Linked DNA regions of Homo sapiens: region 1 is linked to region 2. A link is an interaction called in ENCODE POLR2A ChIA-PET data of the cell type or tissue named here. Cell type or tissue: endothelial cell of umbilical vein. All regions are shown on one strand. Each heading gives the region's core, and the rest is flanking DNA. Links, peaks and the distances in the headings are about the cores only.

Region 1 (12,131 bases), core at 5,023-7,522, 49 kb before region 2:
GTCATATGGAATGCGAGCTCACCCTAATGACTTCATTTTACCTTAATTATCTCTTCAAAGAAGCTATCTCCAAATACAGTCACATTTTGAGGTATTGGAGGTTAGGACTTCAACTTCTAAATTTTGAGGGGACACTATTTAGACCATAACACCCATTTAAGAAAATGAAAAGGGAAAGTGGGAGTATGGAAAACACATGACTGATTACCTTCAGTACATCAGAGTCAGGAAAAAAAGAACTCTTGTCCCCGAGTAAAAGTGATGTTCTGGGACTTCAAACAGCATGAAAAGAAAAGCAATGGAGTGCAGGGCCATTTACTCACTGAACACTAGAAGCACTGTGCCTTGGCCCTATGAACTTTTCCAAGGCCTATGAAAATGCCTGAGAGCTGAAATTTAATCATTTCCAAATACAAAAAGAAAATTATTACAATAATAATAACTAAAATTAACTTCATGTCCAATGAAGTGGACATTTGGCCTCTCCTCTTACCATTTCATCTTCTACACTATCAATTATTATCTTTCTAAAACACGGATCTAATATGTACAATGTCTTATGTAAAATGTTCCAGTGGTTCCTCATTACTTACGGGATGAGGATTCCAGTTTTCAGGCGGGCATAAAAGGTCAGGTTTCATTTTTTAACTACACCCAGCACTCTAATTACTCCACCTTCTCACCCTTCTCCAAACACACTATATTCCGTTCTCTCCTGCATCTGTGCCTTTGAACGCGGTGCTTATTCCTGGATAGCCCTTGACCTCTTGGTTCCACCACTGAAAATCCTTTATCTTTCAAATCCCAGCTTCAGTGTTACTTCTGCTGTAAAATCTTTACTCTGAGGCCATGTTAATTACTTTTCTGTGTTCCGTAGCACTGTGTACTCACTCCTAAAAGTAATTCTTAAATATGAATTCTTATATATGAATGAAACTTCATAAATAATGATGAAATATTATTTCATAACTAGCGATTTCCATACCACTACCCCATGAAACCTATGAGTTCCTTTACTGTACAAACCATTACTTTGTCCATTTCTTTTCCTTTCTCCTTTTCATCTCTTCATCCTTTTCTACTTCCTTTCTCTTTCCTCTTTTTTAAAAATCTTCATCAGCCATTTTCTATTACTCCTATGTTAACTTCTGCCTTTGGAAGAGCACTCCTATCTGCATGCAAAGTCACAGATTCATAAAATTATAAATGTGCCAAATAACGAAAGAAAAAAATGGATAAGTCCTAGTTCCACAAATGGCAAGAAGTGACTTTTTTTCTCTGGGAATAAAGGCACTCAAATCTTCCACAAATTACCACCACCTGTGACAACCTTCGATCAACGAAAACAATATCTTGTTACAATGGTAGTTAGCTTCTCAAATAATTTCCAAGTGCATTATGAGGAGATATATTGGGTTAAGATTTTTCCTTTCAAAATAATGAGTAATTAGCAATTATTGTTTTCCATTAATTATTGGAGTAGAAATTTACATGCCTGAAGATGTTCAATCAAAAAAGTACAACCACGAATGAAAGATGTGTTAAAGGGGATATCATTGTTGAAATTGCAATAAAGTACCACTTAGGGGCCTTCCAAGTATGAGAATGTATCACTACATGAAGTAAACTACACAATAATGAAAGTAGCGAAGACAACGCAAATCCTGCATAAAATGAAACATAAAGTACATATCAGTCCATTGATACATGGAGCTACATTCCAGATCTCCAGATGTCCTGTTATAGTCTTTTTCTATTGCACCAAAATACCTGCATGCAATATTTTCCAATTACTTGAGAAAAAAAATGAAAGACTGAAAGCAAAGAAAATGTGAAGCAGAAGTGCGAACAGAAATCAAAGCTTTCCAGTTCAGCAGACCTAAAGAATTTGACTGCAGGACAAAGTGATCATTTACCCCAGTCAGGAGGAAAACTGTTGGGCTGAAAAAAATGAAAGAGATTGTGAAATCCTCTGATGATATTGATGACATTTCACCCTATCCAAAGATTAACTCAGTGAATGGCGTAACTAAAAGAATGTGACTTAAAGATGTGCCTTACAAATACTGAAACTCCATGTTTTTCAAAGAGATTAATCATAATAGCATGAGGATAAGGCATGATTCTGACTAACAGAAAGAAGCTAATCTGGGAGATCCTCTTGAGTAGATTAGCCATTCCATGCAAAACGTCACAGTGGCAATCAGAAAAGGCATCTCTGAAATGTACAATGAAGAAGGACGTTAAAAGAAAATTTATTTACCCAGAGTCAGTGAATAATACAGTTTAGTCTTTATGTAAAAGGCTCAGTCAGAGCAAATGATGGGGTGTCCTTGAGGGGTTCCAGAAATTTGAACCAAGGATGAGAATCTGAGAATTTGTTGCTGCTTCATTCAATTTCTGTCACCTCAATGGCTACTCATTCTCTTTTCTACCCCCTACAGTCATGAACAATCTGGATTTCATGTCACAAGAGGAAACAGAGTCATCACTTCAAGTACTGCACCAATCAAGTCTGTTCTGGTAATAATGTGAGGTAAATGAGACATGTAATGGGAAGAAGTGGATAGATTCCCATGATACATAATAATTAGTAGGCATCACTTAAATAGAATTTATTCTATCAGCAAAGTTAGATGGTTCTTAATGTATGTCAATAAAGGTGGGAGTGAGGGCAGACAAAGGCCAAGGAAGAGGAAGATCACAACATGAAAAAGAAAAATGCCTAATAATAATGAAAATATTAATAGCATATTATATTAAAATTCAAAGGAACAAATATTTTAGTTGTATTATCTATGTGAAGAATATGAAGGCTATTTGAGCAAACAGATATGAAGGATGTTAAAAATGTATATTTTTCTGCATTGGACTACAAGCAGTTTCCAAATTGAAACTGGATAATGTTCCCAAAGTAATGTGAAAGACACTTATTTGGAATTCAGAATATATGTTCCCATAGAAACATTGTTGAAAATGTCAACTAGGTTCCTAGGTTACCTGTGAATTCTATTTAAACCACATATGTAGCTAAAATACTATTAATTTGTATTTCAAATCAGTAGAAAATAAAACTATTGCATTGGAAGAAGAATAGCTATTGGAAGATGAGATAACTGAAGAAATAATTGTATGGAATGCCTGATAAAGGGCATCTAGGAAATATCAAGAGGGTTAGATGTGGATGGTACAAATCTTTAGGTGCATTTGCAGTTCTTTCTTCTCTAGCTGTGTGCTCTCCCTTAGTGATTCAATTGAGTGCATAGCTTTAAATATCACCGGTTTGCTGAAATTTCCCAAATTTATAACTCCAGCTCAGACTTCTTTACTGAAAGCCAGTGGAGTTATATGCTTTCTCCAAGTCTTTTGTTCTGCTGTTCCCATTGCCTACAATGCTTGTCTCTGCGTCCCCACACAGTAAACTTCACTGGGTTCACTGGAGTCTCACTCCATTGGGTCTTTTCTGAAATGTCCCCTCCCTAGGCCTGCAATGGCCATCATACCTTTCTTAAGAATCCCAACTTCCACTGCAACCCTTTGCATGCCCCATCCCTCTTTTATTTTTCTTCTATCATTATCACCATCTAATAGACTAAACATTACTTGTTTTCTGTCTTCCCCATTCTAGAATGTGAGCTCCCTAAGGGCAGTGGCATTTGTCCCCAGCACCTAGAACAAGGCCAGGCATATAGTAGGCACTCAAATATTTGTTAAATAAATTGACTGAATACATGAATTAAATACCTGAATGAGTAAATAGATGACCTTCTTTTTTAATTTCATGAGTGTTCTGTTGGCATGGCTTTTACTTACCCTTATCATCTATTACAGAGATACATTTTTTCAGACGGCAAATAGAAAATAAAAGGGCCGTAACATCATATATCAACTCTCTATCTCCAGTCTTGCCACTCCCCAATTAATTTTCCACCCAGCAATCACAATAATTTCTAAAACTCAGACCTGCTGAAACCGTATCTATGAAATTTCATGGCTTTGAAGACAAAGTTTATCATTTTTAACCTGGCTTTCAAAACCACTCATGGTCTACCTCCTTCATATCTTTCCAGCTCCATTGTGAGTTAATTATGTCTCCAATAGGGTAGAAAATGAGGCAGTAAAGAGGTTTAGAATCAAAGATGACTCCTATAGTGTCAACGGCAGTGGATGCTGGATCAGGGTAGTTTGGTGGCTGTTGTGAATATTTAGTGAGCTGGCCACCTGCCATTCATACATAGGAGGCAATCCCTAAATCCTTGTTCATTACTCAGAGTCCCTATACTTTTTAAGCTTAAAGTCAGTGAGTTAATCTATTCTTTCTTTTCTTGAATTAAATGTTATACAAAATCCTAGTATTAAAAAACATATTTTAAGTGAAGCTGTTCTATTTAAGGTAATGGGGGTTAGGGAGGGTAGGAATCAAGCCCTGATCATTCATTTTCCATATGCTGTAGCCTGGTCCCTGAGGCCCCTTTGAGTGACCCCTGCTAGTGAGGCTCCAAGCCCTAAGAATATCAAGCAGAATATCAAGTATGCACTGACACATAAGAAGAAAGCCTTTCAAAACAACCATATCTACTGGTTATTTATAAAAATTGCCCAGGTAACTGAACTGCATTTGCTTCTCTCTTCCCTACTGCTTAGTGTGTAACAAATAGCAACATCTTTAAATGGCAGGAAACAACAAGACAAGAAATATGTCAGCATCTGTATTGCTCAGGAGATGGAACATTATGCAGGTTTGTGCAGAATGATTGGCTCTCAAGGGAGTAATTAGTATTTGGCGCACTTCTTACTGGCGCTACCTCAGCTTCCCTGCCAGAGGATTCTGAGAAAAGGTTTGTTGTTTCAGTTTCAAAATTGCATTTTAGATTGACTCTTTGAATAGAGTGCATGTAGGGACAAATGGCACAAATGTTTAGCAAGCGGTGTTTGTATTCACATTCTGTCTCTGAGCCTCAGGTCCATGACAAGCTTATTTTTTAGAAGTCTAATAAAAAATTGATATTAAGAAATTTAAAGAAGAGTTTTCAGCAGCCAGAAAACATAGCTTTTATTTTCAGATATGAAGATGACAGAGCTTCAAAGGAGGTTGTGGGGGTTTTCTTTGTCAAGCCATTTGCAGATGGCCAAGTTTATTTTTAAATTGAGAAATAAGACCCTATCCAATTTTGAAGACCAAATTTGTGCCAAACAAAATCAACCTGAAGTATTGGTCCACTTTGAAGAAGAGCTATGGCCAATGAAAACGTAATGATGTCTCTGATTTGCAATGAAGTGCATATACAAATTGATGAATTTCTCTCTATCTCTCTCTCTCTCTCTCTCTCTCTCTCTCTCTCTCTCTCTATATATATATATATATATATAGTTTTTGTTTGTGAGATGGAATCTCACAAACATAGTTTTTGTTTGTGAGATGGAATCTCGCTCTGTCATCCAGGCTGGAGTGCAGTGGCGCGATCTTGGCTCACTGCAAGCCCCGCTTCCCGGGTTCACGCCATTCTCCTGCCTCAGCCTCCCGAGTAGCTGGGACTACGGGCGCCCACCACCACGCCCAGCTAATTTTTTGTATTTTTAGTAGAGACGGGGTTTCACCTTGTTAGCCAGGATGATCTCGATCTCCTGACGTGATCTGCCTCCCTCGGCCTCCCAAAGTGCTGGGATTAGAGGCGTGAGCCACCGCGCCCGGCCTACTCTATTTTTTAACACTCTCACAGTGCCCTCGAGGCCTTTCCTTCACTTCCTTGCAACATCAGCCAGCTCCCCAGAGGACATGGGGAGCCAAGGAAGCCTATTAGAACCAACTGGTTAGGCATTCCTGTCCACAGCCTATCATGACTTTGGAAGAGCCAAGAGAAAGAAACAGAATTATTTTGGGGATACTATTGTGTTTAGCTTATTTCAAGACTGAACTAATTGCAATAATAGCTTTGAATAGCCTTTCAATGAATCTGAAACTACTAATGGATAAATGACTATTTGTAACTATACCACATACACCCTTTCTCTCCCTCCACCCACACATATATGTACCCAGCTATAATGTGTACATGCCAGCACACACACACACACACATCACATGCATGACATATGCACACCAAATACAATATATCACACATATTCACACTAACACGCCAATAAAAGACCCCCCCAAACACACACATGCTTTATGAAAACACACATACACATACACAAAGCACACAATACATAGCCCACACACATGCACATTCCACAGGCATACACACACTACTACATACCAATACATACACTGCATGCCATACAAATATATACATATACACATCATGCATACACCATATACACCATGCACGTGCATATACAACATAAACACATAACGCAAACACATACCACAGACTATACACACCACATGAATTTATCACAAACTCATATACACATCACCCCAAATGCAAATATACACACATATATCACAAATACACAGACATATGCATATGCAACACATATAGACATAGCCCCACACTACATGCAAATATACCACATACACACATGTACACATAACACATACAAATTCACTACATACACATATGAACCACATACAAACACACCCCCATGCCCAAATGCACAACACAGAACACACAAACTCCAAATACAAATGCATAGACATACATATCACAAACATGCACACACTGTGTGCAAATACACACCACACATACACAGCCACCATGTATCTATCTGTCCCCTATACAAATACACAAATGCCACACACATATACACACACTCCAAAACACACATATGCACAAACACAATACACATATACACACCCCCAAACCACTTACAAATACACACATACACATGTCACATCACACATAACACATATATACAAATCACAAGCAAATTCATCTTCATTTTCTAACAGAGATTCTGAAAGAACCTAGGAGAGGAAACCTACTGAAGAGAATTGAGACTTTGGGGTACAGTGTGTAAGCTGGATTCAGCTTGAATTTCAGCAATCCAAGTTCAGGAACCATGTTAATCGACTGCCTACAGATCATCTCTGGTTTTTTTACTCATGTATGTTGTGGTTCAGAAATTGGATTTTTGCCATTTCTGGACTCACACTTTTTGCTTCATCAGTTCATATGTTGACATAATGCAACAGAAGAGAAAGTTTGGAAAAGGGGTTTACTCTTTGGAAGACATTTTTATTTTTTCTATAAAAACTAGACCTTAAATTTTTTTAAATACTCTTAACCTCAAAACATTGTTCAATTTTCAATAAATTAATTCATTCTTTACAAATCCATATTATTCCTCTAACTTTCACAGGCATGCCTCAAGACCTCGATACATGAAAGCAATTACTGCAGATGCCTGGCTGTTGGCACTGTTCAGCTTTAATGTAGCAGTACAGAAAGTTATGCCTTCCACCTGTGATGACTGATCCTAGAACCTGCAGACAATGAGTCTAAGCTGAATACAAACAATAATTATCCAAGTAAAGAGCCCTTGTTCAATTCAATGGCGGTTCAATTCAACAGCGGCTCTTAATGAAACACTAATCTCTTCCCATTGATCACAGAAGAGTTATTTTAATTTCTGTATCTTTGACATTCTGCTTTTGGGTGCAGGAAAATCCTTGCCCGAAATATATGCTATAGGGAGGTAGTGTGGAGTGAGGTTCAGGGAGAGGGTTCTGGAGTCAGCTTGCCAGGGAGAAGCCAAGTCCAACTCTCGCGTTGAGTTGCTTACTAACTGGACATCCTCAGGCAAGTCACTTAAACCCACAACAGCCACTGTTGTTCACTAGTCGGCTTGAAGTATAGCTAGTACCTAGATCATAGGATTGTAGTGAGAATTAAGTTAGACAAAATGCTGAGAACAGTGGCTAGCAAAAAGTAAGCCCTCAATAAGTTGCAGGTGCAATTAATAGGAAAGAAGATTATAAGATTTGGTGCTTTTCTTGTCAGCATGAAAATTGAGGTGTTCACATTTATTAGGCATCTTCTCAAGGCTAAGCTTTGACTTCAACAATCCTGTGATATTAGATATGATTACCTCTATTTTTCAAATAAGGAAATCGATGATTAAAGAAGTTACAGTAACCTTCCCAATATCACACAGTGAGTGGCAAACTTGAAATTTGAAACAAAGGTGGAGTAATCCCAAAGTCTTCTTTCTTTCTACCCCACAACTTCATTATGCATGTTTCAAAGACCTTTCCTAGCTACCCTATAAAACTGTAATCCTACCTCCTAAAGGTCAAGCTAATAGTATCTGTCCATTTCTAGCCAAATGGATTCAGTCTAGTGTGGAAACATACTATATCAGAATAATATGGGAAAGGGATCCAAAGCCATCTTGATTATAGAATGTAACTTTCACCATGGAGGAGGGAGGAACTTACAGATAGTTTAGGTTTTATAGTTACCCCATAGAAATACATCTTCCCAAGATTATTCTGAAATGTGGAAGTGATTCAACGAAAAATGAAGACTTTTTTTGGTGGCATGTACAGGGAGAAAGACAAAGAAAAATGCACACTAAGAGAGAAATGAAAGAAGGAAGAGCAGAGAGAGAGAAAGAGAGAAAGAATTCATTTCATCCCAAAAGAATTGCAGAGGAATCACAAGACCCTATACATCAATATGGTGTATCCAAGGACGTTGAGAAGGAAAGTGATGGGTTCAGGACGCCAGGGTGTGGAAAAGGCCAGCTAGCCTGATAACACAGTACCAAAAGTCCTTTCTTCTTCCTATATTCTGTATCCAGCCCAGCGTTTAAAAGCCTCAAAAAATCAGCCCTCTTAGAAGAAAAACTGAGAAGCCACTCTAGATGTCCTAGAAGAAAGATAAATAAAAGTGCTGTCAGAGGTCATGATGGGACCTCATCTCCTTCTCCTCTGTCTAGTATAAAGGGTCCCACTTCTTCCATGGCTGCAGAATTGCAAGTCTGGTAAAAGCCTCCAGGATGGAGTGAAAGGAAAGGTGAGAAGAAGATGGTTAGAAAGTCTAGAAGGTGAGTGAGCTGGGATAACTGGGCCATATTTCCTAGGATTCACTACCTTAATCAGTGAAATTCTGGGATTAGAGTGCCTTCCCTCACTCTGCAGATTATCTGAACTTTAATGTTTTCACATCTTAGAAGATGACTTGGTTTCCGTTACAAAGTATCCAGTGTTTTTTATATATCCATCTCCCACATTCTCAAGTACATAAGGTGAGATTGTGGTGATAGTTCCATGTTTATGCATTTGGAAGAGAACCACAGCTTTTTCAGGAGCCAAGAAACAATACCATAGAAGAAGCGCTATTTACAAATAATTAAAATGCACACATGCATGTACACATACACACACACACACACACACACACACACACACACAGAGAGAGAGAGAGAGAGAGAGAGAGAGAGAACAGATGCAGAGAACAGACTCAGCCCTCTTAGAAGCATGTCAATGGAGGCATGTCAACACTCAATGAACAGGACGGCCAAAAGCCAGGAAGGTGAACTCACCTTTGGAACTGATAAGAGTCATTGTTTAGCTTTCCATTGTTCTTTGTTTTGATCTAAGGCTGCCTCTCCTATCACTTTCCCCTTGTCACAGTCTCTCATTGTCAGCACTGAGACTGAAGAAAATTGTTCCTTCCATGTAAGAGCAATACACTCCCCTCCTTTTGTCTTTTTCAGGAAATTAGTAGCTCATGTTCCACTAACTGGAGTGTTTTGCCTTATCTCATTCTTATAAGTGAAGTGGGAATTTCAATGCCATAACTTAGAATTATTCTGTCCAATTCACCCTAAATGGATCCTGTTCTCATTGCAACATTTATCTCTAGGCCTCACTAAAGATAATATTCAGGCTTACGTACAGGCACACAATTGTCCTCTCTTCGGCAATGAGGTCTTTAGAAATGTGATGAAATGTGACAGGTTTTTGAATTAGGCTCTAGAAACTGTTTCTTTTATGACTAAATGGATTTCTTGCCATTTTAGAAGCCAGTCTCTACACTGTTTTAAAATTTACTTTAAAGAAGGACCTGGGAAACTCTGGGATTTCTAAATAGACAATACTTGCTCATTGTTCCAGAACCATCTTACAGGCGTTCATTACTTTTTCTGATATTTATTTGAAACTTGAGGCTTAAAAATAACATCTAGTCGTCAGATGGAAGCTTCAATGTACTCTTTCATTATGTAAGTACTAAGGATGATACAAACAAAAAAAAATGCAGGCTAAGGTCATGGCTTTTTACAGTGTACAATTGAGGTTCAAGAGAAAATTTATAGCACTAAACCTGGGTGACATTCTTCCATGATGCACTAGTCCACCCAATTGAATTTTTCATGACTGGCATCCGTTTTGATTGGTTGGAATATGTGCTATGTTAATGGTTAAGTATTTTACCATCTAGCTCAATTCTTTATTTCAAAAATACATCAAGCCTCAAAGAAGTTCAATGATTTTTCCCGGAGTCATACAGATATTAGATAGCCAAGAGTGGGTCTGGTCATTTGAATTCTACTTCAATATCCTTTTCACTAACATATAATCATCCAATTATGTGCAACCATGACCTATGTTCTATTAAGACCCCACTGTTACGATAACAAAAGAAGGGCCTTATAAATCAATATCATAGCTTAATTATTTTATAGCATTTAACATACCGTAAAAACACATAGACTGTTATAGCTTATAATAAACACAAATATCTTTTCTCTGACCATAGCATAATAGAAACTAAGCTCAGAAGGATTTATCTAGGAACAAAAGAAGGAAATTGAAATGTACTAGTTTCTCTGGATTTAGTCCTGATTGTCACTGATAATTCTGTGACTTTGTGCATGTCCTTAGTTTTCACATAGGAAACTGGGCAAGTCTAAAAGATAGGTGCTTCAGTGAGATTCTCAGGTGAGTGGTTGAATTAGGTGACAATTAAGATCCATTTCAACACTGAGATTATATTATTACCTGATCTGTATACCAGGAAATTAATTTAAAAGACCCTCCTCACTGACCCTATCAAGGAGCCCTACTTCCAGCACAGATGATCACAGTGAATTCCACCCACAAAGCAGCTCTGATACGGAGAAAACCAACTCACAATTTCTAACAAGCCATTGTAGCAAAGACTGTTTGCCTTCCACCAATATTTATGTGCTCCTTCTTTTTACTATTAATAATATAATTCCCCACCCAAATTTTCACTAGGTTCAAAGCTTTCCAACTTTAGATGGCAATTCCTAGGCTCTCTTGCAACTGGGTGTGGTTTTGTGACTAAGTTCTGACTAACAACCTGTGAGCCAGAAATGATGTGTTAAGGGTTCTTGTAGATTTTGCCCTTAACTAGAAGAGATGTGCCCTTCACTTCCTCTTTTCCCCTTCTCACCAGCTAGAGAAGAGTTGCTATAGCCAATTTGGACACAGAGATGGAAGCTGTGTGTTAAATATAACAGAGTTAATATAACAGCCCTGCATTGCCTATTCTGGACAGACACATGAGGGAGAAACTTATTTTGTTTAAGCCACTGCACCATGAGTCTCTATTTTAACAGCTTAGATGTTTTGCCCAATGGCACAGTTATAGTGAGTTCTGCCATGGAATACAAATGAGGACTCCAAGAAGAATGCATCAGTCTTAGATTCTATTCAGTATTACCTGCCTACAGCATTCCAGTTCCACTTACACAGAAATACTTTTAATCATAAACTAAGACATCTCAAGCTTCAGAATTTATAGGAAGATTTGCTGATTCCTAGGGCCAATGACAGTTTTAACCCAATATATGCTTTAAAATAATTAATGGTAGAATGAGTCTTTACAGTTAACATATTGTAGTCAAATATTACTTTTCAAAAATTCCAATGTCAATAAATAGTCCTTCACTACAGAAACACAGTGCTTTAAATAAAAACAGTAGGGTCACCAGAAACAAAGTTGTCAGTGTTGGGTTGCTATAGCTACCAGGTTATCTTTATAAAAGTGTGTCTTCAAATGGAAGAGATTTGTGAATCCTGAAATCCCAGGAATGTGAGGACCAGAATCTGCTAAGTTTTCTGCCAGCATACTACCAGAATTATCCACAAAAGTTTCACTTACTGGTCAGTTCACTGCCACGTCTCTCCTTCAATGCTGGGCCAATTTAGAAAT
Region 2 (12,131 bases), core at 4,250-6,749:
ATGCTCTATTGGGGGTTTTAGACTGTGGATCAACAGTGAGGGTGTTCAGTGTGTGCTTTTATCCAGACTTAGCAGATGATCACTTAGACAATCAGTCTCCAGTTCAATCCTGGCATGTAAGAATTTAAATTGTGTTTTAAATATCAACCAGTCTGGTGAGATAGGCCTCAGAGGATGCTCTTGGAGGGCTAGTAAATTGATACACAGAGTCTGTTTAGGAACAATGTGGTGATATATCAAGAACCACAAACATAATCATAGCCATTGACCTGGAAGTCCCAATTCTGAGAACGTATTCTAAAAAAGAAAATTTAAAGATATTTTATATATGTTTTAACCACATGCCTATTTAACCTCTCAACTATATACTGCAATACCTGGGTGACCACGAAAGTATAGTTCATTATCAGACAACATTCTTATTCTCTGTTGGCTGATTATAAACGTTTCCATAGTGAGAGGACAGGACAACTTCGAATGTTAACTTTTAATATCGTATAATCTTTCAGTAAGCTTCAAATGATTGAGTGCCAGTCTCATTTCCTACCATCTGCCTCCCTCTTTCCTATTTTATCCTTAAGCCACCCTCCAAACCCTCCATATATGTACCGCAGTTTCACCTCCATTCTAGTGGCATTCTAGGTGGTCAAGGCCATGAGGAAAAAAGAAGCTCTATCCTGGAAGCTCCATCCTGGAAGAAAAGAAATGAAGCTTCAATAGAATTGTTCTCCTTAGGAACAGGCTCAGAACCTCAGAGTGAAGCATCTGCAGGCAAACCAAAATGACTTCATGTTACTCATTTGAAATAGCATAATAAGGATAATTTATTAAAAGACATTTTTCCCATTGCAGGTAAGAATAAAGATTGCATATAGTTATGTTTTCTATAATATTGTTGATATTAAAAATTTATGAGTAACTTAATTCCCTGACTATAGGAGAATCTTAAATAAATTCTAAATACTTTCTCTTCCCTGCCAGGTTTTCACATGGCTGGATCCTTCTCATCATTCTTTAGAAAGGCCTTTAAGGCTGAGTGTGGTGGTCCATGCCTGTAATCCCAGCACTTTGGGAGGCCGAGGCAGGAGAATCACTTGAGGCCAGGAGTTCAAGAGCAGCCTAAAGCAACATGCTGAGACCTTCCATCTCTACAAGAAACCTTTTAAAATTTAAAAAATTATAATTAAAAAAAGAAAGACCTTTGTAGATCACCACCCACCACCATCCTCCAACATCTTATTTTCCCATCTCTATCTTTTATTTTTATCATAGCTCTAATCACTATTTAAATATGTATTCCTAAAAATTTGTCTCTATCTTTATCATCTCTCTTCTTCCATTAGATTGTAGCCTCCATGAAGTCAAGGACTGCCTATCTCGTTCACTACAGTATCCACTGTATATGGAACTGAACCTGGCACATAATAGGTGCTTGATAAATATTTGCTAACAAATTAATGAATAATTTTCAGATATTGACATTATAAACATAAAAATATATAGTTTGATGGAAAAAAAATGTATGATTGCTTAAACACAACAGCATAGATATAATTTTAAGGATGTTATTTTGCACATGAAACAAAGAAAAAATTACAAGAGTTTTATTTACCGACATAATTATTATGAATAACTTTTTTTTTTTTTGAGACGGAGTCACTGTCATCCAGGCTGGAGTACAGTGGCGCCATCTCGGCTTACTGCAACCTCCACCTCCTGGGTTCAAGCAATTCTCCTGCCTCAGCCTCCTGAGTAGCTGGGACTACAGGCACACGCCAGCCATGCCCGGCTAATTTTTTGTATTTTAGTAGAGACGGGATTTTTCTGTGTTGCCCAGGCTGGTCGCGAACTCCTGAGCTCAGACAATCCGCCCACCTCAGCCTCCCAAAGTGCTGGTATTACAGGCGTGAGCCACCATGCCTGGCCCAATAACATTTTTTCTTATATTTTTTATTAGTTACTTTAATGCCCTTAAAATATTACTTATGGGTTTTTAATCATCTACTAGTCTTGCTTGTATGTATTAAATAACATGAAGAGAAATGCCTTGGCTTTCCTGGTGAAAAAAAAGTTTACAGGCTGTAATATAACTTTAAACTCTTGAAGTATTCACAGTCTAATTTAGATATAAGGCTTAAACTGATGGCTTTAACAAATACATAATAAATCTTGGTGGAAATTAACATGTTTTCGTAAAAGGTGAATTTTAATGTCTAAATTAATCATAGAAGAGTTTTTGAGCTTATAAAAAGAGGAAGTACAAGCCTCATTTTGTTTATATGCCTTGAAGTTTTTCCACAGGAGGTAATGACTATCCACAAAAGATTTGCTTCTGCTGAACTGGCCTCACTATGCCAATGAGGGGATAATGCAACAGCATCATTCCTTAGAAACTCAAGCTCCGGGCTGCCTGGTATAGATACCTCCATTGTAAGAATTATCTTGTTGCTTTGTCATTACTTGTTTACACATGTGTCTTCCCTAGCAGGTTATAAACTGCTTGAGGGCAAGAGAGTAGATCTTCATAAATTTGTTGGATTAAAAGAATTTAGTAATTTGTGCTTGAGATTAAAAGACTTTGGATGCTAAAACTTTGCAGGAAATTTGATTTTCAGACATAAAAAATGTATCACTTACTTTGTGTGTTTACTCTCAAACATTATCCACAAGAATTTGAGTCAGTTTGTAATAAATAGTGCAAAGGGAAATGGTGGATTATAATACAAAACTTTTTAAGCCAAAGAAAATTTAATTTGAATATATAGTCAAAATAAGAACAATTACAGAGAAAAAAAAAGAAAATCTGATCTCTACACATCATAACTGACATTGTTGCTTTAGTGGAACCTCAGCTTTCGTGTTGATATTACTAGTAGCCAAAGCATAAAGGAGAGACACAGTCAGTTATAACTCCTTTTTTTTTTTTTTTGTATTTTAAGTTCCAGGGTACATGTGCAAGATGTACAGGTTTGTTACATAGGTAAATATGTGCCATGGTGGTTTGCTACATAGATTTTCCCATCACCTAGGCATTAAGCCCAGCATGCATTAGCTATTTTCTCTGGCGCTCTCCCCCAACTCTGCCCTCCCCATAACTCTTATTTTTGAAAGTCAAAAAATCAGTTAGGCATTGGAAGAAGCAAATCATTTCTAGATTTTAGCTCTGAATGAAATACTGATTAATCATGTGAATAATATTCTCAGTGGCATCCCCAGAGCAAATGCAACAAATAATTTCATAAGGTTGTTTTTCAACTTCTTCCCCAGTGAAAGCCCAGAGCAAAACATCACAGACTAATTCAGCAAAGGCAATTCATAACAATTCATAACACAGCAACATTGTCCAGATACATCATTCTCTATCCTTTAAGCCAGGCAGGGGTGAGCAAAATACAGACCCCAGACCAAATACAGCCCATTATCCATTCTTGTAAATAAAGTTTTATTGCAACACAGCCAGATGCATTTATCTACTTCACGTCGATAGCTGCTTTCATGCTAGTGTAGTGTAGAGAGTAATTCTAATGACCATATGGCCCACAAAACCTAAATATTTACTATCTGGCTCTTTACATAAAACTTTTGCTGACCCCTGCTTTAAACTAAACTTCCATTATTATCACTTTTCTCCACAGAACTTTTGATAAGAGTTGGATACAAACAATTTGTGGATTTGAGTTAGATTCATACGTTAGATAAAACCACATGAAACTGCCAGTTTTTCATTTTTTTTAGAAACAAAAGGCCAACTCTATATTATTCACTCTAATGCTTAAGAAAAAATTGAAATCTTGTTACAAACATTAAAGAGGCAACACATATTTTGCTTGGATGGATAATAACACTCACATATAGGAGTGGGACATGAAATATTATTAAGCAAAGCCAGGATATTTCTGAAAAAGAAATTTTAGTCTTCCCACAACATGAAATCAGATCTAAATGCTACCATTTGCTATCATTGCAAATGAAAGAGAAAATACCAAATATCCCCATTAAAAGACCAATTTAATGACAAACTTAGCAATGATGACTACCCATTGACATGATGGTTTCTAGTGAATAACTTCTTGTGTTTATAATACGTGAAATAGTTGTGCAAAAGACTCACCATTGCATCCATAGAATTATCTGTGCACTAGAGACGTAATGGATATTCAATCTATATGTCTTTCATTAATTAGGAAAACAAAATTATCTCATGAGATTTTGAACAAAATATACAGCTAGATCAGTCTACGCACTGAAAATTGTACAGCTAGAAGCATCAGCAGAATGTCTCACATCAAGTAAATTATTAACAATAGGTGTTTATTTGGGAATAAGTTTGTATATTTCTTAAATGAATAACCAAAGTATGTTATTAATTTCCTACTATGTGCACACAGGGCTAGTGGCTACAGAAAAATATATGGCTCAATTCCTTTAGGTAAGGGACTTTAAATCTAGTTGGTGAAACACATATTAAAAGAAAGAGCACTAGCCCATAAGGCATGTCTTAATAAAGTGACAAATGAATAAAATTGACAATCAGTGAACCATTACATGCTGTGTTGAATTCATTCTCCATGAAAATTCAACATGAAAGAGGCCAAGAAGCCTGGATTCCAGTCTTGCTTGTGACATTTCCTAGCAAGAATGTACATTATTTTATTTAACAGTGTTCCACTTGTTTATTTTACTGGAGTGTATACTCTTCAGTTCTTGAGAAGTCTGAGATAATTATCACATCACCACTAACAACTAGTAGTGTTCTTTTGAGCCCTAGGTTTCTGTGGAAGAGCTTCTGTGGAAAAAGTTCAACAGATGTTGACCTCAACTTGCATGTTAAGTGTTTTGGGGAAAATATTTTAAATATCGTAATACTTAAAACACTCCAGAAAGCTCTATGCCAGATGTTAACACATTGGAAACTATCAATGCATTAACTTGTGTTTCCAGTTTGACTTGCTTTTTATGGGCCTCACATTAAAGGCTTCTTCTGCAAGAGTATCCTGAGATTACATAGTAACCTGTTAAAGACTTCCCATTTGCAACTAGTTTTCTGAGTAAATTAGGATCTTTTTTGATAGTGTGTAAATACAAAAGAAATACTAAACTAAATTAGATGCTAAGGATTATGTGAAATCACAAGTGTCATAGTAAGCTCTCATTCCAAGTTTTTGTATTAATCAAAACAACCTTAGTTTCATTTATTGACTATATACTGAGGAAATTTATTCAATTTGAACTTATAAGGTTATTTTATGAATAAAATATCGTTTCTATGTAGTAAAATTCCATTTACATTTTTATTTAAGAGGAATTACTTCTGCAAAAAAAAACGCTAGAAATAACTTGAAATGTACATTCCGAAACAAATAGTATATGATTCTCCACACAAAACTTAGCTTGATAACAAAAGCATAAAACAGTTACCTTGTTTCCTGAGATTTTATAAAATCACACACTACACACACCATATATAAGGCAACTACCAGAATCTGCTTACTAGTTAAAAATACTTGCTCTTCCCACTTGGTTTTGCACAACACCTGCAATTTAATCAGGATGTTTTTGGGTGTGCCTGTACTTCCCTGTCAACATTTCAGTTTTGGGCAAACGCCAACCTGTAAGAGATTTTCATCTGGAGACTGTTTCCCTTCTTGCAACATCAGTTGTACTGTTGCCAAAAACATCACCCTACTAAGGGAACATCCCCTTTTATTCACTCCCATCCATTTCTGGACTCAAATAATAAACACTTAGTCCTGCATCTGAATGAAGCTTTTTTTTTTTGCCTTTTCTTCACCTAAAACAATTCTCACTAACCTCAGGGGGTCAATCTTTTTCAACATGTTCTTAATACCCCAAGTACTAAGCTACTCTGTTTTTTGTTTGTTTTTTGTCTTTTTGCTTTTGTTTCATTTTTTTTGTCAAAAAGGCTCATAATATTTGGGGCTGCAAACTATTCATCATCCTGAGAGAATTCAGCTCTCTAATTCTGCACAGGAGTAGAACAGGCATTTCTGTTTCTACCCATTGTGGTATTTTAAAATATTAACCTCAAAAGATGCTCCATATCATACGTTATCAAGGAAATTCAAACTGAAACAATGAGATACCACTACACACCTTTGAGAATGAACAAAACCCAGAACTAACAACATCAAACGCTGACTAGGATGTGAAGCACAAGGACCCATTTATTGCTGGTAGGAATGCAAAATAGTACAGCTACTATGGAAGACAATTTGGCAGCTTTTTAAAAACTGAACACTCTTAACATATGATCCAGCAATCCTGCTCCTTGGTATTTACCAAAGAAATGGAAAACTTAGGTCCACACAAAAACCTGCACACAGATGTTTATAACAGCCTAATTCATAATTGCTAAAATTTGGAAGCAACTGAGATGTCCATCAGCAGATGAATGTATAAATAAACTGAGGCACATCCAGAAAATGGACTATTACTCAGTGCTAAAGAGAAATGAGCTATCAAGCCTTGAAAAGACATGGAGAAAGCTTAAATGCTTGTATACTAAGTGAAAGAAGCCAAACTGAAAAGTTACATACTATATGACTCCAACTATAGGATATTCTGCAAAAGGCAAAAATATAGAAACAGTAAGATGATCAATGGTTGCCAGGGGTTAGAAGGGAGGGAAGGAGGAATAGCCAGAGCACAGGGGGTTTTCATGACAATGAAAATACTCTGTATGATACTATATGGTGAATTCATGTCATTATACATTTGTCCAGACTCGTAGAATATACATCACCATGAGTGAACCCTAATGCAAATTATGGATTTGAGGTGATTATATTGTGTCAGTGCAGGCTTATCAACTGTAACAAATGTAACATCCTGATAGGAGATTTTAATAGTGGTGGAGGCTATGCATGTGTAGGGGTGGGGAGTATACAGGAAATCTCTATACCTTCCTCTCAATTTTGCTGTGAATCTAAAATTACTCTAAAAAATAGTCTTTTAAAAAATGCTAATCTCCTCAGTACCTATATACCAACACAGAGCTTTGTCCTTTTTTACAAGGTAGACACCCTTTGTTAAGCGTGATCAAACCTGTGAGCCAATTTCCTAGAAAAAATGTAATGCTAGGGGAGACTGTTCTGATTACCAAACAATGACTCAGTGTGTTAAAAGGGCAAACCTAAACTGAAAAAATCCTGTTGAAGACAGGCATGGTTTCCTGAGAAAGAAGATTATGAACAAGTAAGCTATATTTATCTAGATCTGGGTCTGCATTCTGTTAGAAATACTTTTGTTTTTCATCACTATTGCATTTTTAATATTCCAGCAAACTGTGATTGCTTAAATTGCTCAAAGATGTTAAATATTTATACTTTTGTGGAAGTCTTAAGATCAAGAAGAAAATGCACCTAATAGAAACAATCTGCTGGAGTGGTCAATAGGCCTGTTTAGACTGTGGCGGATGACATTATTCAAGCTGGCGAGTTATTTAGACTTGGATATTTTAAAGAGTAGAAATACTAAATAGCTAAATTCTATCACACTCAATAATTATTTGTATAATATTGAAGATATGATATTAGAATATTTTCTTTCAAAAAACTATGCTGAGTCTGTTCTGCTATGTGCCAGTTCATTGCATATGTACAGTAAAAAATTAGAAGTTTACCTTCAAATATCTAAAAAAAAAGTAATAATAAATTAGATAATTCCTAAGACTAAAGAACAAAACGAAAACTTTTATTTTCACTGTGGCCTTCAATATACTTCCCCATACATATAAACTTTTCTTCCTAGCTCATTACACACAAGCCACTCTGAGCTTCTTTCAGTTCCTAAACATACCTAATTTCATGCTTGCTTAAAGACTTTCTACCTGCCATTCCTTTTTCTGGAATATTCTTCCCCAATTTTTCACAAGATTTAACCACAAGAGCAGGGAATTTTAAAAGCAGGGACTTGGGAGTACGAATACCAGGACACTGTGAATTAATATATGTAAATGACTGAAATATAATTAAGTGCTTAATAGTTATAGGTCATTATTGTGTTGCTTGTCATCATTAGCCTTCTATTCTCAGCTCTGATGTTACCTCCCCGTAGAAAGAAGCCCCCTCTGAACATTGAAAGTAGAGATTCTCCTGCCATCCTTCCTTCTCCAACCTGGTCACTCTCTGTCACATCACCTTTTCCATTTCCTCCCTGCAAATGAGGATTGCCTAATGAATAGCATTTTATAGAAAGGCTAAACTCTGGAAACACTTGCCATATTTTTAATAGTCAAATTCTTTCTCTAGTTTCTGTAGGTAAAGAATTTGTTAAACTTGTCCCAATGAAAGTGACAAAAAGTCAGCACTTATTTTTAGATAAGTAGAACAACCATCTAAATGGCATTACAGACTGGGCATGGTGGCTCATGTCTGTAATCCCAGCACTTTAAGAGGCCAAGGCGGGCAGATTGCTTGAGCCCAGGAGTTCGAGATCAGCCTGGGCAATATAGTGAAATCCCATCTCTATAAAAAATAAAAATAAAAAATTAGCTGGGCATGGTGGTGTGCACCTATAGTCCCACCTACCTTGGTCGTACCACTGCACTCCAGCCTGGGTGACAGAGTGAGACCCTGTCTCAAAAAAAATTAAATTAAATTAAATTATATTACAGCATAGTGGTTTGTTGTTTGTGGCAAAAGAAGCCAGAACAAAGAAATCAGTGACTATATATAACATGCTTTCTTTCTTTGGGCAAGTCAGGCAGTAATATATTTTGGAGACAGTGTCTAGGAAGGTAACAGGAAGACTCTTCACATTTTAAAATCTAAGACAACCACACTGAGTTATTTATATTAAATTTGGGTGGGAAGTATGGCAGAGAAGAGAAGAATCTTGGGCATGATTTTCCAGCATCCTCTCAGAGACCCTAATTATTCTCTATCTCTTCTTGAAAATTAAAAATTTTTACTTTATGAAAATCATTACCCAAAAATATGATATTGCCTGAAAACATAAATACATTTCACAAAATGTTACATAAACTCTTGCACACTGGATGTAGTAAATCATTAAATATAGTGTTTATCCCCTAACTTTTGAAAAAGTTAACTTGGAGACAAATCAAGAAGGCAAATCAGTGTCCTTTGGTGCCCATTCGAAAAAGTCCTGGGGTAGAATTGATGGTTGACCTGACCACCCTGTTTCCAACATGAACATGCTGATATTCCGATATTTATTCTTCCCATCCCTTTCTCAGGTCATTATTTCACCCCTCCCCATCTTCAGATGAAAAGAGAAAGAAAGAGAACACTGCCATGGTAAGGTAGATTTAGGTTGGGTCTTCTTCCCACACTTTAGTCTTCTACCTGAGATCATCCTGTTAGAGTTTAGTGTACTTAACAAGTCCAGATGTCTCTGACAGTGATCTCTTCACCAAACACTTTTTTAGTACTTCTCACTATAACAACTCCACTCATCACAGGCAACCCAACCTTCTTATTTCACAATCGTTTGTTTTACAAACAAGAATCCTAAAGCCAAGAGAAAGTGAACAACTTATCAGGTTTATTCCAAATCAGCATAGAAGATGATATGGGAACTCATTTCCAACAAATTTCTTGACTCATGGATGAAATGGGAGACAAGTTGCTTCATTTCATGTTTTGAAATAACTAAGTATTTCTTCTCAAGTTTGTTCTTATAAGGGCCCCTAGGATAAAGAGCAGCCTGATTCTTGCATAACCACTTGGAGTGGGAGAAAGGGAAAGTCATGTCCTGTGAGGGTGACTGGGAGGCAATGGGGAGGGTGAAGGATGGGTGGAGTGGACAGGAGCCTAGCCACGGAAGGACACTTCATGGTTGTGAAGAAACAGTGGGTCCTAGGGCCAACTGATCTGACTCAGCCCCAGGAATTATTATTATCATCAACTTTGTCTTTGCAAAATAAATGTTGCCACCGCCAATGAATGTGCAAGCACTTGTTAGATCAGTGGAATAGGTCTTTATATACATATATAAAAACATACACACTTGCATACGATTTATTCAACACTCTCCATGTATAATACCCTATGCTAGGAACTTTGAATGCATTATCTCATTTAATACTTACAACGATTCTGGAATGAAAGCATCACTATCTTCATTTTAGGTCTGATGCAAATAAGGATGGTAAAAATTAAGTAACTTACCCAAGATCGCATAGTTACTACATGGACAAGCCAAGCTACTAACCTAGATCTCCCTGATTGTACAACCTTAAACACAGATAGCTAAACTTCTCACAGGGAAAAAAAAAAATATCTATTTCCATAGAGAAAAATTGTGCCTGTGCACACATCTGATTTTGTCACTGCATGAATGCTTCTTTAGAGCATAGATTTTATTTATCTATTTTCGTATCTATATCTCCAAAGCAGCCTACTTCAAATCTAGGCATACAGATTCAATAAACATGTGTTTTATTTCTACATAAATGCTCACATAAAGAGCTAATTGTGATTAATAATAGCAATGGGAGTTGATAGATAAATGGCAGCAATGAGACCTCTACCCTCACCATCACTAAAATGTTTTCAAAGAATCATGGGCAGAAGAAAGTAGGAGGTGCTTCAGCAGCAGTCTGAGATGAAGGTGCAGTTGGAGAAGGATCCCATCATAAAGCTGCAGAGTCAACACCCCCATCCTTCTTTTCTTATTACCATTAACCATAGGACACGGAAGGTAGTGGGTGTGGGTTGTACTATTACTGACATCATTTTAGAGAGCTTTTTAGGGGCTCTGATGTTACAACACTTTTCATAAGTGACATAAAACTACATTGTGTGGACGAGCACGGTGACTCACACCTATAATCCCAGCACTTTGGGAGGCCATGGTGGGATGATAGCTTGAGCTCAGGAGGTTGAGGCTGCAGTGAGCCATGTCCATGCCAGTGCACTCCAGCCTAGGCAACAAAGCAAGACCCTGTCTCAAAAAAATAAAACAAATAAACAAAAAAAAATATTGCCACATTGTGTATATATTTTTGTCAATCATCATTATTTCCATTATGTTCTTCAAAATGTAACTGGCACATCTAATTCATTAGAGAGACAATTGATTCAGAGACTTAAAAACAAATATATTTAATTCCCTTGATCTGTCTTGATTAAATATCCACCATAAATTATTCTATGGTTATTTATAGGCTGTGCTCTCAAGGACAATTCAGAAATTAAATTATAGACATGATCTATTTTATTCTCTGTGAACAGCATATGGAGAAGAAATGACTTCCAATAACATGTCCTTTTAAAACTTTCTACCAAAATGATAATATTTTCAATTATTACACAGTCAAAAATTAATTGCAGTGTGCTGAACTCTACTAATATTTTCTATCTACCAAAAAACATTATCTGCGTACCAAACTCTACTAAGTGATTTTGAGAATTCAAAGAAATATATATAAAAAAAAGGCCTTGCCAGTGCACTTAAAATCTAGGTGGTGAGAGAAGAAGCAGCACAGATCAAGATAAGCAGGATAAAAACAGCATGTGTAAACTTCAGATGAGTAATAAGTATTACAGAAGAGGAGAAGAAAGAGCCAACTGACGTCTGCCTCAGGTGGTCAGAGAAGTTTTCATAAGAAGACAAGACATGATCTAGAACTTGAAGGATTGGTTAACAGAAAAAAAATGTAATTATGTATTAGCTGCTGTTGATAATTACACTATGCTGTGTTTCTTGCCTGAGTCTTCATACTTTTTCCAAATCCTTTCCCCTCAGCTGCCCTCTGGAAACTGGAAGTCATCTAAGACACCTTCCTCTGCCACACTTCCCTACATCAATTTGGTCAACACATCCTGACGATTTCCCTCACAAATGAATCTTAAATACAACTGCTTTCCTCCATTTCCACTGCCAACATCCTAGCCTCCTACTTGTTCTCACAAGGGTACTTCTGGCTCTCTACGAACTCTTCTTCTCGTAGCCTATGCAATCTTTTTTTAAACACAAATAGAATTATTTCTGTGATGAGATCATTCAATGATTCCTCATAACCCTTAGAATAACACAGAACACCATTAATATGCTCCCAAAGGCTGTGTGTGTTTCTGGTCATCACTGGCTTCTGCAGCCTCATATTCAGCCATTCTCTTCTAACAAACACCTACTATCTAGAC

Evidence for each region. Peaks named below come from ENCODE experiments on the same cell type or tissue, not always from the same donor. Only the 100,000 strongest peaks of a DNase experiment are listed, where the experiment ranks them.
Region 1: POLR2A ChIA-PET joins it to region 2 with 5 read pairs; 2 of 35 experiments call an interaction of 5 or more read pairs at or near these places.

The regions. Positions count from the first base shown.
Region 1 is chr12:89,124,885-89,137,015 of GRCh38, forward strand. No RefSeq gene overlaps it. Among named protein-coding and RNA genes, the nearest start is that of LINC02458, 110 kb to the left of the region's middle. In endothelial cell of umbilical vein, for the core only: no CTCF peak of the experiment used is centred there; no DNase peak of the experiment used is centred there.
Region 2 is chr12:89,174,584-89,186,714 of GRCh38, forward strand. No RefSeq gene overlaps it. Among named protein-coding and RNA genes, the nearest start is that of LINC02458, 160 kb to the left of the region's middle. In endothelial cell of umbilical vein, for the core only: no CTCF peak of the experiment used is centred there; a DNase peak (open chromatin) is centred at 5,588.